2 separate regions of the Homo sapiens genome follow, and region 1 is linked to region 2. A link is an interaction called in ENCODE POLR2A ChIA-PET data of the cell type or tissue named here. Cell type or tissue: Caco-2. All regions are shown on one strand. Links, peaks and the distances in the headings refer to the core of each region. The heading gives the core; the rest is flanking DNA.

What was found. Peaks named below come from ENCODE experiments on the same cell type or tissue, not always from the same donor. Only the 100,000 strongest peaks of a DNase experiment are listed, where the experiment ranks them.
Region 1: POLR2A ChIA-PET joins it to region 2 with 5 read pairs; 6 of 35 experiments call an interaction of 5 or more read pairs at or near these places.

What each region holds. Positions count from the first base shown.
Region 1 is chr13:27,033,283-27,040,771 of GRCh38, forward strand. No RefSeq gene overlaps it. Among named protein-coding and RNA genes, the nearest start is that of USP12-AS1, 89 kb to the right of the region's middle. RefSeq lists an enhancer at 2,515-3,714. In Caco-2, for the core only: no CTCF peak of the experiment used is centred there; DNase peaks (open chromatin) are centred at 2,929 and 3,349.
Region 2 is chr13:26,975,292-26,982,780 of GRCh38, forward strand. It overlaps the pseudogene RPS21P8. Among named protein-coding and RNA genes, the nearest start is that of USP12-AS1, 150 kb to the right of the region's middle. In Caco-2, for the core only: no CTCF peak of the experiment used is centred there; a DNase peak (open chromatin) is centred at 3,410.

The DNA of each region.
Region 1 (7,489 bases), core at 919-5,918, 58 kb after region 2:
GGAAACTAAGCAGTGTGGTAAGGTAAGGCACCTCTTATCTTACCAGTGTGTGATGGTAAAGTCCTGAGGCTCAAGGCCTGGGGTGGCCAAATGGAAAAAATGCCAAATGCAAAAAAATAATGAAAAACAAAACAAAAACCAGGCACAAATAGAAGAAATGCCAGTTCAGCCAGCTTGGAGTCAGTATAGCACGGGGAACTAAGCCCATTTCCTGCAGTGTAACGGGTAAGAAAAATTGAGCACTTGCCTTTCTGACCAGAGAGAAGAGACCCCATTTTAGCAGTGTGATGCAATGTAGAGACAAAAATGGTTGAAAGATTTTTTAAAATAACCACAGCAGTGGAGGTAAAAGCCTTAACTTTAGGGTCAGAGGAAGTCCGAGGTGCCCAGGGCACATCCCTGCTGTGATGACCCTAGGATGTGAGTAGGACTCATGGTGCTGGGTGCAGAGGACCAGAAAGGGGATCTTATTTCATTCTTATTTATTTTTTATTTTTATCTTCATTTTTTTTTAAGAGACAGGTGTTTTGCTCTGTCACCCAGGCTAGAATGCAATGGCACGATCGTAGCTCACTGGAGCCCCAAACTCTTGGGCTCAAGTAAATTATTCTGCTTCAGCCTCCCAAGTAGCTGGGACCACAGATGTGCGCCATCACAGATGGCTAATGTTTTAAAATTTTTTTGTAAAGACGAGGTCTCGCTATGTTGCCCAGGCTGGTCTTGAACTTGTGGCCTCAAATGATGCTCCCACCTCCGCCTTCCAAAGTGCTGAGATTACAGGTGTAAGCCACTGTGTCTAGCCTTCAGGGAGGGAATCTTTAGCTTTCTGCATCTGGATGGCAGTCCCCATGGATGGCATCCCCATCAGCAGGGGCTGAATGGACGGTGGATGAGAATCACTCATGGTCATATGTATTATGCTTGGTTCTCTGTGTCTTCAAGTTTGTAGTTTGTTCATTCATTTGTTCAAACGCTTGCTGAGCACCTATTATGGCTTAGGTAGATGAATAAGATGCAATCTGTGCCCTCAAGGATGTTATTAGGCTTATGACAATGTGACACAAATTCTGTTATCACAGACATGGGGTTACAGGAGCAAGGAGAAGTGAAGAGTGCTCCGAGACACCAGCACTGTGGAAGGGTGCATTATTCAGGGTTATCCAGAGAAATAACCCATAGATTATATATAAATACATATATAAAGAGATTTATTATAAGGAATTGGCTCACACAGTCGTGAAGACTGAAGTCCCAAGATCTGCCATCAGGAAGCTGGAGACCCAGTTCCAGTCTGAGTCCAAAGGCCTGAAAAGCAAGAGAGCTGATGGTGTAAGTTCTAGTCCAAGTTCGACAGCGGGAGACTGCGGTTCCAGCTCCAGAAGAGTCCGGCAGAGAGGGTAAATTCTCCTTTCCCTCGCCTGGTGTTCTATTCAGGCCGGCAGCAGATTGGCCGAGGCCCACACACCCACTGGGGAGGGCCATCTGCCTTGCTCCACCCACCCATTCAAATGCTCCTGGTCCAAAAGCACCCTCATAGACAAACCTAGGATATGTGGGCACTCCGCGCCCCAGTCAAGCTGACACCTAAAATTCAGCCTCACGAGTGGGCAGGAAGAGGAGCATCTGTAAAGCAAACTGGGAAGGAGCGGCTGGGGGAAGAGAGGGAGAATCAGGAGGAGGTGTCGTGAGGAAAGGGAGAGAGGGGAGCGCTGCAGCCAGGAAGGAGTGGCCGCTCTCGAATCCTCCGAGAAGGCGAGCGGGACAGGGACAGAGGCGGACGCTGGGTTCAGTTATGAGCTGATGGGTGACCGGGCCGTGCTGATGGGGGCAGAATGCAAATGGCAGCGGGCTGTGAAGTGGACGCACCCAAGTTCTTGCTAGAAATTTAGTGGCACAGGAAGGAAGCACAGAGAAGAGGGAGGAAGCCCCCCAGGAAGAGAGCTTTTGTCTGTTTCTTTTTCACGGGAGACGTGAGACAGTAAGTGCTGATGGGAGGACCCGATGGGGAATAAGAAAAGCTGGAGCAGAGAGAGGAGAAGGGCCCCTCAGTATGCCCAAGCCTGGGACAGGCAGGGCCACCTTTGCCTTCCTCACGATTTAGAAAGGGGAAAGAATAGAGAGAAACACAGGGGAAGCTGTGGGATTTGATAGTGGGAGCCCAAGGACATTCTTGTCTGGCCAATTGTCATTGTCCCTGTGTCCCACATGAACCAGGACAGCTCCCACACTGGCGCCACTTCCCAGCAGTGCGATGTCAGGCAAGCAAGCAATTCAGCCTCTCTCTGCCTCTGTTTCTCCAGCTCAAATATGGAGCTAATGATACCAACCTCAGCGGGTCCTTGTGAGGATTAGTTGAAATGCTGAATTTAAGAATGTTTGCTACTGCATCTAGTAATTATTATCGTTAGCACTATTATTAGTTTAATTATCCTTCCTTGTTAAGAATCAATTATAAACCATTCTTTCAGTCTTCCTGTTTTTTTTTTCTTTTGTAGAACCAAAAAAGGCATGGAAAATCTTTCCCGGTTGTCATCGCCTCAGCCTGGAGGGTCAGCTAGTGCCTGTCCATCCCTGCAGGGCAGCTGCCTCTCACTAGGAGGAGAATGCTGGGTTTTGCACCTGGGAAGTCTCAGAAGGTGGGACATTCGTTGGCTAAGTAGAAAGCTGAGCAGATCTCAGCTCTCTCTCTGTTGAGTGCCCAAGCACACATAGAACTACACACGTGGTATCTCAGCAGTAAGGCCTGACAGCAAGGCAAGGGGGGACAGGCGGGAGGTGAGTCATGATCCTGCGTGTGCGTTGGTGCTCATTCTGACCCGCGCACCGAGATGGAAGCTGTGACACAGGAGGCTGTGTCAGCGCCATCCCAGCTCTGCAAGTACATCCAAATTCCAGGTTCCCGCCTCACCTCTCTGGTCTACCTAAGAGTTCACAGCGCAGTTGCAGTGCTCTGGGTTCCTGCCTGCTTCATGGTACCAGCCCATGCCCTTCTGTGATCCACACGCGTCCGGGACCTCATGCCCAGCCCCCAAGACATCCAGTGCAGAGGCACAGCCAATGAATCACCCTGCTGTCATACCTGCCTTCCCATTTTCAAAGATCCTTTTCTAAAAATACTATCAATGAATGCACTGTGGCATGGAAACAGAAGACAGCCGACTTAAAAACTGAATCTCCGGGCTTGGAACTTCCCCTAAATCATATTCTGGCAAAACATCTACAAAGCCCAAACACATTCTTGACCTTTGAAGAAAATGTCAGTGTGGAGCAAAGGCCTGTGTTCTGACCCCACCCAGCTACAAGAATTTCCTCCCTCCTGCCCGCACATCTTCAAAGAGTCCCTGAGATTCCAGGCTGGTTGCTACTTCCCCAGGGGAGCATTGCATGCATCTTTTCCATGTCCTGGAGGTCCAGAGGGGCTTTATAAAGTGGCCCCAACCCAGCAGCATCTGGGGCTGTGCTCCTGTTCTGTGCTCTAGGGGAAATGGAAGCAGGAGTCAGATTTGTCTTGGAGGATTCCTGTTCATCAGCAGGAGTTCTGAGTTACATGCCGAAAAGCAGACTACATTTTTTGCATTGCAGAGTGCTTCTGAAAAACACCATTCTAGAAAGGGGGATCATACATCCCAGTTTGCCTAAGACAGTTCTGGTTTACAGCTGTTATTCCTGTATACGTATTAATAGCACCTCTTTTACTCTCAAAAGCATCCCACTTTGGCAATAAAATTCCACTTCCCAGTCCTAGTCTTCCCATGACTGGATGGTGGCTGTTAAAGCCTTGGCCTCTAGAAGCGCCCCGGCAACTGGCACTTAGCTTATCTCTGAATTGTCTGCCGGAGTGAAGCTTAATTAAGATCTTGTTAGTTTGGGGAGAAAGAATCAAGGACATTTGGCAGCACATCCCTCACTTTATGTCACCCCTAAGTGAGATCCCCAGCCAGCTTCAGGGGGGCATTTTCCTGTCACCAGCCTTCTTGGTTCTCAGGAGCAGAGTTATCCTGTAGCAAGAAATGTTCACATCAGAGGTTTCCGACTTGCACAGAGAAGAGTCCGAGGAAGTGGGGAGACCTCCCTTGCTCACCCTCCCCTACTAACTGGCCAAAGCCTTCCTGGCCACCGCAGGACCTCAGAGTGCATCTCTGGCCTTTCAAACACAGTGTTATCTACTGTCCATAAACAGCGACCAAGAAACTCAAAAAGAAGAACCAGAACAGCCCAATGCCTGCACAGAGCAGTGCTCAATTAATACTTGTTGACTGATTGACTAATACATACATGAATGAAAGAACAACAAAATTGACAAATATCTGGCCCTCTGTGTGAGCTGAGAGGAAGCACATCATTCTAACACAGCACCTGAGAGCATTCTCACACCCAGAGCTCAAGGAAAATCAACACGCAAGGAAAAAATTCAGGGAGGGAGGCACCAGCCACCAACTCCCCTGGGGTGGCGGGTGAGCATGTGGAGAGGCCACAGCTGTGCACAGCTGGGTCTCTGTTGCTCAGCTTCTGGGAACCGGCAGGTGCACGTGGCTGTCCTCAAGGTTTTGCTCCACCTCCTGTGCCTCATTCCAGTTCCCTTGAGGGAGAGAACTGAGGACACTTCTGTATCCCTGAGCCTGGAGGAATTATAATAAGATGCCATCTCCGAAGAGAAGGGAGAGGGGCCAAGACCTCACTGGGGAGCAACCTTGCTCCTCTCTCCAACCTTCTATGGCTCACACTTACCAACTTTGCTCTTCTGTGGTCTCTTTTTCCCAAGATCCTGTTACAAATACAACATAGGCTTAAAAGCAAAAGGCATTAGCAGAGATCATTTGGGTCACTTCTTAATGATACGAAGATACCATTTGGTGAGTTTTCTACACGGGGCTCTTGCTCAGTGTTGGCAGTGCACAGTGCTCTTAGGGACATTTTTGAATGTAAGCCAAAAGTGTTTTTGAATATGCTCAATTCACCAAAAGATATAATTTTATGTATTAATAACATAGCTTCAAAATATATAAAGCAAAAAAATGACAAAACTAAAATGATAAATAGACAAACCCATGAAGATTTGGACAACCCAATTTATCCCTTTGGAAAAGAGTGGCATTATGTTTAAAATTATGGATATGGAAATCCAGAACTTCCAATTCTAGGTGCAGACTATAGAGAAACTTGAGCACGTGTGCACAGTGACTCACCCTCAGAAATATTCATCACAGCCTTGTCCACTGCTAACAACCCATTCCACAGCCAATTTTCCATTTACAGGGAAGTGAATAAGTAGTTGTGGCAGATTCATACAAGAAAATGCTATACCGCAATGAAAACTCAGTGAACTTAAGCCACACATATAGATGCATCTCAAAAAGCAATGTTGAAGGAAAGAAGCAAGATAAAAGCACCCAGGCCGGGCACGGTGGCTCACGCCTGTAATCCCAACACTTTGGGAGGCCAAGGTGGGTGGATTATTTGAGGTCAGGAGTTCGAGATCAGCCTGGCCAACATGGTGAAACCCCACCTCTACTAAAAATACAAAAATTAGCCAGGCATGGTGGCGGGCGTCTATAATCCCAGCTTCTCAGGAGTCTGAGGCAGGAGAATTGCTTGAACCCAGGAGGTGGACGTTATAATGAGCCAAGATTGCGCCACTGCACTCCAGCCTGGGAGACAGAGTGAGACTCCATCTCAAAAAAAAAAAAAAAAAAAAAAAAAAAAAAAGAATCCATAGAGTATGATTCCGTTTCTATAGAGCTGAAAAACAGCCAAAGCTAAAGTGCATTGTTTAAGAATACATACATAAGCGATCAGACTATAAAGGAAAGAAAAGAGATGACCATCCTAAAAGCTAGGAGGATGATGACTCTGCAAGGAGGAAGGGTTTGGCCGGGGAGACACACCCAGGGGCTTCCAGGGTGCAAGTTCTAGTCTAGTTCCTGACCTAAGGAGTATTACCCAGGTGTCCACATCATAATTCTTCATTCAACTGGACACACACTTTTACGCAAGTTTATGTATGTGAGGCGTATTTACCAATAAAAACAATGTTATCAAAAATGTGGGAAAGGCTGGGGCCAACGGGGTCGAGTGCCCCTGGCTGGGACTGTCCTGCCCAGAGAAGCTCTGCCTCTCTTCTCTCCCTCCACCTGCTGAGAGGCAAGGGAGCCTCCGGTCTCCCCATCTATGGGGGTCTCCCCTACCCCCAGGTGGTCTAGGTAGCAGCTGGTCCAGACCTGCCATGTCTCAGGTCCTGGGGTGAAGGCTCCCAGCCCCTGGCTCTTCCTGGTGGGCAGCTTCTTCCCAGATAGGCTTTTCCTCCCACGGAAAGATGTATGCGTGGGCTTGGGGGAACAGCCACGTGACTTGGTCCTGGGCCCCCAGCCTGCCCAATAAAGAGGCATTCTCAACACGGTCCACATTAGCTTATCAGGATCCAAAGCAGACATTTGCCTTGACCTCCATGTCTTGAGGACATCAAGGGGAGAGAGGGCTGTAACAGGGCAAGATTCAGACACTCAGGCTCTTCAACCCTGTGGCATTGTCTGTTCCCAAAGCCCAGTCCCAAAGGTGGAGGCAAACAGGGCAAAATATTAGAGCCAGGCCTTTGGGGTAAAATCCCCCGACCATGCTCCTTCCATTCCTCAGCCAGAACTATTTGGTCCCTAAAAGTGAGCTGGAGCTGAGGCATTTCCCGTCCACCCGGGGGTCCCAGCCATGTTCCTAGGCTTCCAGGAAACACTTTTTCTCCAGATAGATTGCTGACACCTGTACATAAAATAGACTCCCATAAACAGGCATTTTCCAAAAGCTTTTAAACCGCAGAGCGTTTACTTAAAGCCTGAGAAAATAAGCCTTAGGCTCATTTTCCTCCAACAAGGAGCTCAGCTGCTGCATTCTCCAACAGTGACTGCCAAAATTGGGCAGGAGAGGCCCAGGGCGCAGGCCCGTGCTCCCTGACGCTCCGCAGGCCCGACCACAGGCTCCCCAGAGCTCCCTGGCCCGAGTCAGGTCTGCCCCAGAGACTAACAAAAAGCAGGCTTCGGCCAGGCGCGGTGGCTGATGCCTGTAACCCTAGCACTTTGGGAGCTACTCAGGAGGCTGCGGCAGAAAAATTGCTTGAACCCGGGAGGCGGAGCTTGCGGTGAGCCAAGATCGCACCACCGCACTCCAGCCTGGGCGACAGAGCGAGACGCCGTCTCCAAAAAAAAAAAAAAAAAAAAAAAAAAAAAAAAAAAAAAAAAAAAAAAAAAAATCTCCTTACTCTGCTCTCCTCACTAGAGGGAAAAGAAAGCCACAGGGCAGAAGACAGGAAGGAGACAGCGCCCAACACTTCTCAGGTCGGGAAAATGGCTTTTAACAGTGAAATCAAGCTCTGCTTTCTCTTGTGGAAGTAAATGGAGCTAACTCCACCTTCAACTTCCGTGTAGGAGAGGTGGCCAGGCCTGTGTCCAGCGGGGTGCAGCTAGCTGGGCCCAACAGCGGGGAGGCGGGTCCCTCTCCCCAG
Region 2 (7,489 bases), core at 1,191-6,190:
TCCTGAGTTACTTCACTCACAATAATAGTCTCCACACCCAGTTAATTTTTGTACTTTTTGTAGAGATGGGGTTTCACCATGTTGCCCAGTCTGGTCTCGAACTCCTGAGCTCAAGCGATCCGCCCACCTCGGCCTCCCAAAGTGCTGGGGTTACAGGCTCATGCCACCGCGCCTGGCCTCACTATTTATTTAGACAAATATTCCACATCCATGATTCTCTCCAGTCAAAAGTTCTTTTTGAGGTGATGCTGTTGGCTTTGGCCAATCAGAGAATGAAATACCCCGCCCGACACCCACCCCCACACACACCTACACACACTTGCTGGCTGATACCTGAAATCCCTGCGGCAGGGACAGAGCTTTGGTCCCCACCCTTAAATGGAGGCTTGAGACCAACACTCCCCACCCTACCCGCTGATAGAAGGAGCCAGTGAATCCCTACTTGGTTATGGTTGGGTCCTATCCCTCATCCTTCAAATTAATTCACCCTCAAGTTAAAAGAACCAGGTGGGATACCAAAATGCGGGGAGTTTTGAGCCACTGGAGTGAGCCTGCTTCTTCCATTGTAGGGGGTGGACAATGGGGCAGGGGCTGCAGGGTCACCCCAGGTCGGCCTTCCCCGCTCCCTGGCCATTTGCTGGAGTCTGTACCCGGAGCTGGAGTCACTGCCCCTCTGCACTGCTGCATCATCTGTGACACTGAAGAGCCCCGTTCAATTGGTCAGCTGGTCACCACTCTGCCAACCAAACTGGAGGCCTCTGGCAAGAAAACGAAGCAGTTGGTACCCATGCCCATTTGCTGGGTTAAGCCTGTCTACCAGGGAGCTCAGGGAGCTACATTCTGTCACAGTACCGAAGTGACACATTGCCTTGGTCATACAGTTAAAGGAGATGATGGTAATGACTGCAGCCATGAGGATGGCAATCATAAACCACAGCCCTCGGCAGTGCTCTCTGCTCTTCCACACCCATCCCCTCATTCCATCTGTACCAGCAGGACTGAGAGCGCACATTTCACACACAGGGACATTGAGGCTCTGCAACATGAAGGTCACAGAGCTCTTCTTCCTCCTATATGATGCCATCCCTCAAATCCTGCCTCTAGGTAAGCCAGAAGAGCTCCAGCACCAGCACTTTGTCCTCCTCAGAAGCCAGACACACTTCAGAGCTTTTAATGAAATCTACAGTTTTCCAGCACACAAGGATACCACTTCTGGTTTAAGATGATAAACTCAACACATGTTTATCTCTACTCCTTCCCCAACCCTCACTAAAATGACAACAAAGGGATAAATCCAGACATGCATGTGCAGAGGAGGCCATAGAAGGGCCCAACCACAACATGCTGGAAGACACAGAGCACAAGGTCACGGACATCACCCAGGGAGAGTGGACACCTGACTGCCTGCAGGAAGCAGATCTACTCACAATGAACATCTCAGGAAGGCTCAGGAATGGAAGGCCCCCAGGGTCAGCGAAGGTGGGAGTACAAAACAGAGCTAAGAGCAGGACTGTTTGAATTTTGCATAAGGAGCAGCTAGATGACCCTCCTTCCAATGCCCCACACATTCCCACGCCAGGTCCTCTTCCCAAGCCCAACCAGCCTGGCCACTCCACCTGCCCACCTCACACATGTCAGGAGGTTGCTTTCAGGGGAAATGGACCCAGAGAAGTTCTGCACTGTTTTCCTCATACCAGAGACTCCGCACTGAAAACAGCGGGTGTGTCTGAAAGTCTGCTTACTGAGTGCACCTGGCTTCTGAATGCTGGAGCCACACACTCTGCCTTCCAAGTTTGGTGAGGGATGGGTTTCTCAGGATGGAAACTGATCCACTCAAAAGAAACAGATATGAAGGACAGGACTGGTGCCCACGTGATCACCCCAGGGCAGGCTTTCTCAGTCTGGCACTATGCATCTGGGGCTGGCTACTTCTTTGTTGTGGGACTGTCCTGTGCATTCTAGGATGCTGAGCAACATCCCTGGTCTCTACCACTGGATGCCAGCAGCACTTTGATTGTTGGGACAATCAAAAATGTCTCCAGATATTGCCAAATGCCTCCTGGGGGCAAAATCACCCCAGTTGAGAACAACAGTCTACAACAACGCACAGAGCTTCCAAGAAACCTTCTAGTGACTGGCCCTTAAATATAAACAGGCTGTTAGAGACCACCAACATGTGAAGAAAGTTTTAACAGTCAGAGAACAAAACAAAACAAAACAGTTTTCTCTGCTCGTGCCTAGTGTGGCCTCACTACACAGAACAATGCCAGTAAGATTGTGGACCTGTACATCCCATGGAAATGCTCCAGCAGCCATCACGTCATTGGTGCCAAAGACCACACGTCCATGCAGATGAACATGGCGAGGTTGACCAGGTTACGGGCAGGTTTAACGACCCGTTTAAAACTTATGTTATCCACAGGGCCGTTCGTGGGATGGGTGAGTCAGAGAAGCATTTCTGAGTTTGCTTGTTTCAAAATCAGGTTCATGCATTAATACCCAGGAAGCTTCGCTGGCAGCTCACTTCCTGCTGTCCCACACTTTGGCTCCCCCGCCACTGTTGTTGGGGACGACCTCTTTCTCCCCTGGCATCTCCCTGAAGGCTTCCTTCTGCTCCCTGTTTCTGGGCCTCTGGACCAGACCTAAGCCAGTAAAAGGCGGTCGGGTGGCAGAGTCCTGCCAATTGTTGAATCTGGGTGATGGGTGTAAGGGTATTCCTTGTACTCATCTCGCTACATTTGTGAGTGCTTGATTTTTTTTTTTTTTTTTTTTACTGATAAGGTCTCACTCTGTCGCCCAAGCTGGAGTGCATTGGTGTGATCCCAGCCCACTGCAGCCTTGAACTTCTGGGCTCAAGCAATGCTCCCACCTCAGTCTCTGCAGCAGCTAAGACTACAGGCGTATACCACCATACCTGGCTAATTAAAAAATTTATTGTAGAGACAGGGGTGTGGCTGCTTTCCAACTCCTGACGTCAAGCAATCCTCACACCTCAGCTTCTAAAAGTGCTGGGATTACAGGCATGAGCCACTGTGCTCAGCCAATGCTTGAATTTTTAACGATGAAAAAAATCCAAAAGATAAAACGGGTGTTGGTGGATCCGGGAGCTGACAGGATTTGTTTGCTGGTCACATAATATGGGTGAAGATTATACCTGGCATTTTACATGCCTTATTTAATTACCACCAGGGACCCAGTGACCACGACCTCAGAGGGCTCCCTGCCCTGCACAATTACCTGGAACATTCTTTCCCTTCTCATCCTGACAGACTCTTCATTGAAGGCCCAGCTGGAGTGTGATCTAAGGTCAAAGCCTCCTCAGGAAGCCACAGTGCCTGAGCCCGGAAGGTGCGAGTGGTTTTCTGAGGAGTCTGGGCTGGATGGGCCGGCCTGTCTCTCTCAGCACCCAGGGAATGTGGAATTCCTGAGGGTCGGGTCTGGGAATGTGTTTTACAAGCTCTCCAGGTGATGCTTATGAGCACTAAAGTTTGCGAACCATGCCTAGTTGTTTAAATTGCATTTCTGAATGGCCTGGGAGGCCACCTCTCCCTGGTTCTTTACTTGCTGTCAAAATACAAAAGTGTGTGTGCACAGGAAAAAGACTCGGGGGGATAGACACTGAAAATATGAGCAGTGGTTATCTCTGGAAGACAAGGTGACAGGTGACTGTTATTTATTTTCACATTATTGTCTGTTTCATCTACAATGGTGTTTGGTGCTTGAATTAACTCCGAAAGACCCTGAGTCTTTATGGTCTTTAGCTTGCAGAGGAGGAAGGAAGCAAAAGGAAGACCACACTGGAAGGACCTTCATTAAACAGGGCATGACAGTGGGGACAGTGACTGTTGTCACTGGACGATTTCTGGGTTGAGAGGGCCCCATGGACGTGCCAGGGAAAGAACTCTAGCCTCATTTATTCAGGACTGTGCAAAACAATTTTGCAGGTGCAGAGCCAGGTTTGAGCACATTGGTGGATGCCTGAAGTTTCTAACAATAGATTTTAAAATAGAAGATTGTTGGTGGTTTCTGCTGCCTCCAGAGGGCTGGGTTCTAATCAAGAGGAACTGAGCTTTGTGACAAGGTGTCCATGCTCCTTCTTCCCTTTCCCATGACCCATGCTACCAATGTGGTGGAGCCCCGAGTGTCTCCCCAAGCTGCTACCGCCTTCTGCCAGTGGAAGCTCCCCACAGGTGGGCTGTTGGCTATGGGCCGGGTCAACGTCCACACTGATCAGGCTGTCATAAAGTGCAGTTGCCTGACACCGGCTCTCTGCAGAGGGCACGTCATGGCCACTGCGCCATCCTCTGACCTGGCACTGGGAAGACTGTGCCAGTCTCTGAGCTACACTAGCACTAAGTCTCCCTTTCAGGATCCCATAATTGTGATCGAATCCCTATGACATGGGAGTGGCAGAGGCTGAAGAAACAGAGCTCTCTCCAAGACTTGGGGCTGAACTCCTGCCGACCAGAAGCAGTGGATGTTCGCTTACTGTGGGATGAGCAGAGCCAGCCCAACATCCAGGAAGGCCCTGTCCCCAGCCAGGCGACACCCAGCAGTCCCTGCAGGGCTCTGTCACAGTTGGGAGCAGCTTTCTGAGTGTGCTCTGCAGAGGACACCACGACCCATTCACCCATCTCCCAGACTGCCTGGCTTGCTGATTTTTCTACCGGCAGCCACGTTCCCGTTAGGAAGACAGTCTTCTAGAACTTTCTCCTTCTCTTCCATGTCTAGTCCCTCCCCCATGCCTCACCCCAGGCACTTGGGAAAGGGGAGAAAACAAAGACAGAGGCAGGCGATTCCGGTCCCCTCATCAGCCTTCTTATTTTCTCTCTAGAAGTCATCAGTAGCATCCTTTCTTGAGAAATCAGAAGTGGGGGCAGGCGATGAACCGGGAAGAGGTGACCAGCAGGGCGGTGAGACAGGAGAGATCAGAACTCAGATGTCTGAGTCCTGCGCCCACCCCCTGCGTGTTTGGTGCTCCCTCTCTGTTGCTCTCAGCTGCTCCAGCTGCTGCTGCCGGCCATCCCCAGTGTCTGGAAGGCAGCATGCCGAGGGATGCTGCAGAGCCCTTTCCAGGAGGGAGTCCACACAGGCCACCTCTGGGACAGGAATGACAAATCCTGAAGCAGTGGTGGTCGGCACTCAATTTATAAGCGTAATGTTTTCTGCAAAGATCTCCTCCCCTCCCAGCTTATAATTTAAATTGTGTTCAAGGAAAACAAGCTGAGTGTTCTAAAACCCAAAGATAGTCATAACATTGAGCGTGATAAAAGTCTGGAGGAAAAGTGGTTTACTCTGATGTGTTTTTCACCTCACAAACTGCTAAATAAACAGAACACACATAGCCCCAGAAGTGTTTTATTGCACCTCCTGTGTGTATTTCCTGAAGATGTTTCTCTGCATATCTCAGCCTCCATAATTTAGCTAAAGCTGCAGAGGTGGAAAGCCGCTCAACCATCTGTCCCTGCATCAACCTGGGAGTCGCGTGGCTGTGTTACCTGTGCTTCTGGGATTCGTAGCCCTTCAGGGGTGGCAAGGGGACTCTGGGGCCGGCAGGTGGTCATGTCACAAGCAGCTCTCCTCCCTGGCTGGTGGGGCGCTGCTTGGCCTTGTTCCGGCAACTTAGAGTGCGTTGTTTACATTTTATATCTGTTGGTTTGCACAAAACACACTCACACTCCATCCAGTCAGTTTTGTTGTTGTTGTTGTTGTTGTTGTTGTTGTTGAGACAGGGTCTTGCTCTGTCACCCAGGCTGGAGTGCAGTGGTGTGATCATAGTTCACTGCAGCCTCAACCTCCTGGCCTCAAGTGATCATCGCACCCCAGCTTCCTGAGTAGCTGGGACAACAGGCATGCACCACTATAACATGCCTCCCTAATTTTTGTATTTTTTATAGGGACAGGGTTTTGCCATGCTGCCCAGGCTGGTCTCGAACTCCTGGGCTAAAGGGATCCACCCACCTTAGCCTCCCAAAGTGCTGGGATTACAAACATGAGCCAAAGTGCCTGGCCCCCTCCGCCATCTTAAGTAAAATGGAGGAACCCAAAAGTGTCCAACTATGCAGACCTTCTACAATGCTTGGAAGTCTGCTGTGGAATCTGGTTTTCAGGGAGATTCCTAAAGAAGCAGAAATGCCGTCAGGAAATGGCCTAGTGGTGGAGGTACAAAGGAAGCGAGAGTAGGTAGGTTTTATTCCCCCACCCCCACACTTGCTGGCTGAGGTGGTCTATGATAGGCCACCCAGTTTCTGTGCCTGCTATTTGATGGGGAAGGGGACAGAGGTTTTCACATAAGAAAAGGATACTGACTGTCTGCAGAGCTCTAATCAGTCCTGTTGACGGCATCAAAAAATGTAAAGTTTCCAAAAGTCTCGTTAGTAGCCTACATTCAAAGCCCTCCCTTTGTGGTGACATCATGCATGCAGTTCACCTATGGGGGACTGAAGTTCTCACTCCTCACAACAACAAATCTATTACCAGGTGTTAAAGTTATAGAAGTTGGCCAGGCCCGGTGGCTCATGCCTGTAATCCCAGCATTTTGGGAGGCTGAGGCAGGCGGATCACCTGATGTTTGGATACTGAAAAAAAAAATACAAAAAGTAGCCGGGTGTGGTGGCGCACACTTGTAATCCCAGCTACTCAAGAGGGGGAGGCAGGAGAATCGTTTGAATCCAGGAGGTGGAGGTTGCAGTGAGCCAAGATTATGCCACTGCATTCCGGCCTGGGCAACAGAGCAAGAACATGTCTAAAATAAATAAATAAGTTAATAAATAAAGTTACAGAAGTTGACTCCTATAAGATGGGGAGGTCTCTACTGGCAAAAAGGGATAGTTTAGAATTCTTTGCCTCCCTCCTATGCACAACTAGAGATTGACAGTTTTCTTATATAAGGCCCCAATATCACCATACAAAATATCTTTCCATTAGAGTTCAGTGGTTCTCAATCTTACATATACAGAATCATTCTGCAGAATTGTTTACCCAAAACCATCTCACTGCGCTTTATGGGGGATTTTTTTTTTTTTTTTTTTTTTTTTTGAGACGGAGTCTCACTCTGTCGCCCAGCCTGGAGTGCAGTGGCGCGATATCGGCTCACGACAAGCTCCACCTCTCGGGTTCACGCCATTCTCCTGCCTCAGCCTCCCCAGTAGCTGGGTTTACAGGCACCCGCCACCACGCCCGGCTAAATTTTTTTGTATTTTTAGTAGAGACGGGGTTTCACTGTGTTAGCCAGGATGGTCTCGATCTCCTGACCTCGTGATCCACCAGCCTCGGCCTCCCAAAGTGCTGGTATGGGAGATTTAAGGGAATTTTAGAGGTAATTGAAATGTGGACATGATTTTTGCCTTTCACACTGATGTCAGAGCCTATCCTGTGTGTAGACGCCACGCACAGCGTCTGTGGGAAATAGATGCGCACATGCCGACCGTACTTGGGCTGTTCTCCCAGGATTTGTCTCCCCAAAACCTGGACTGTTCCTCTTGTGACT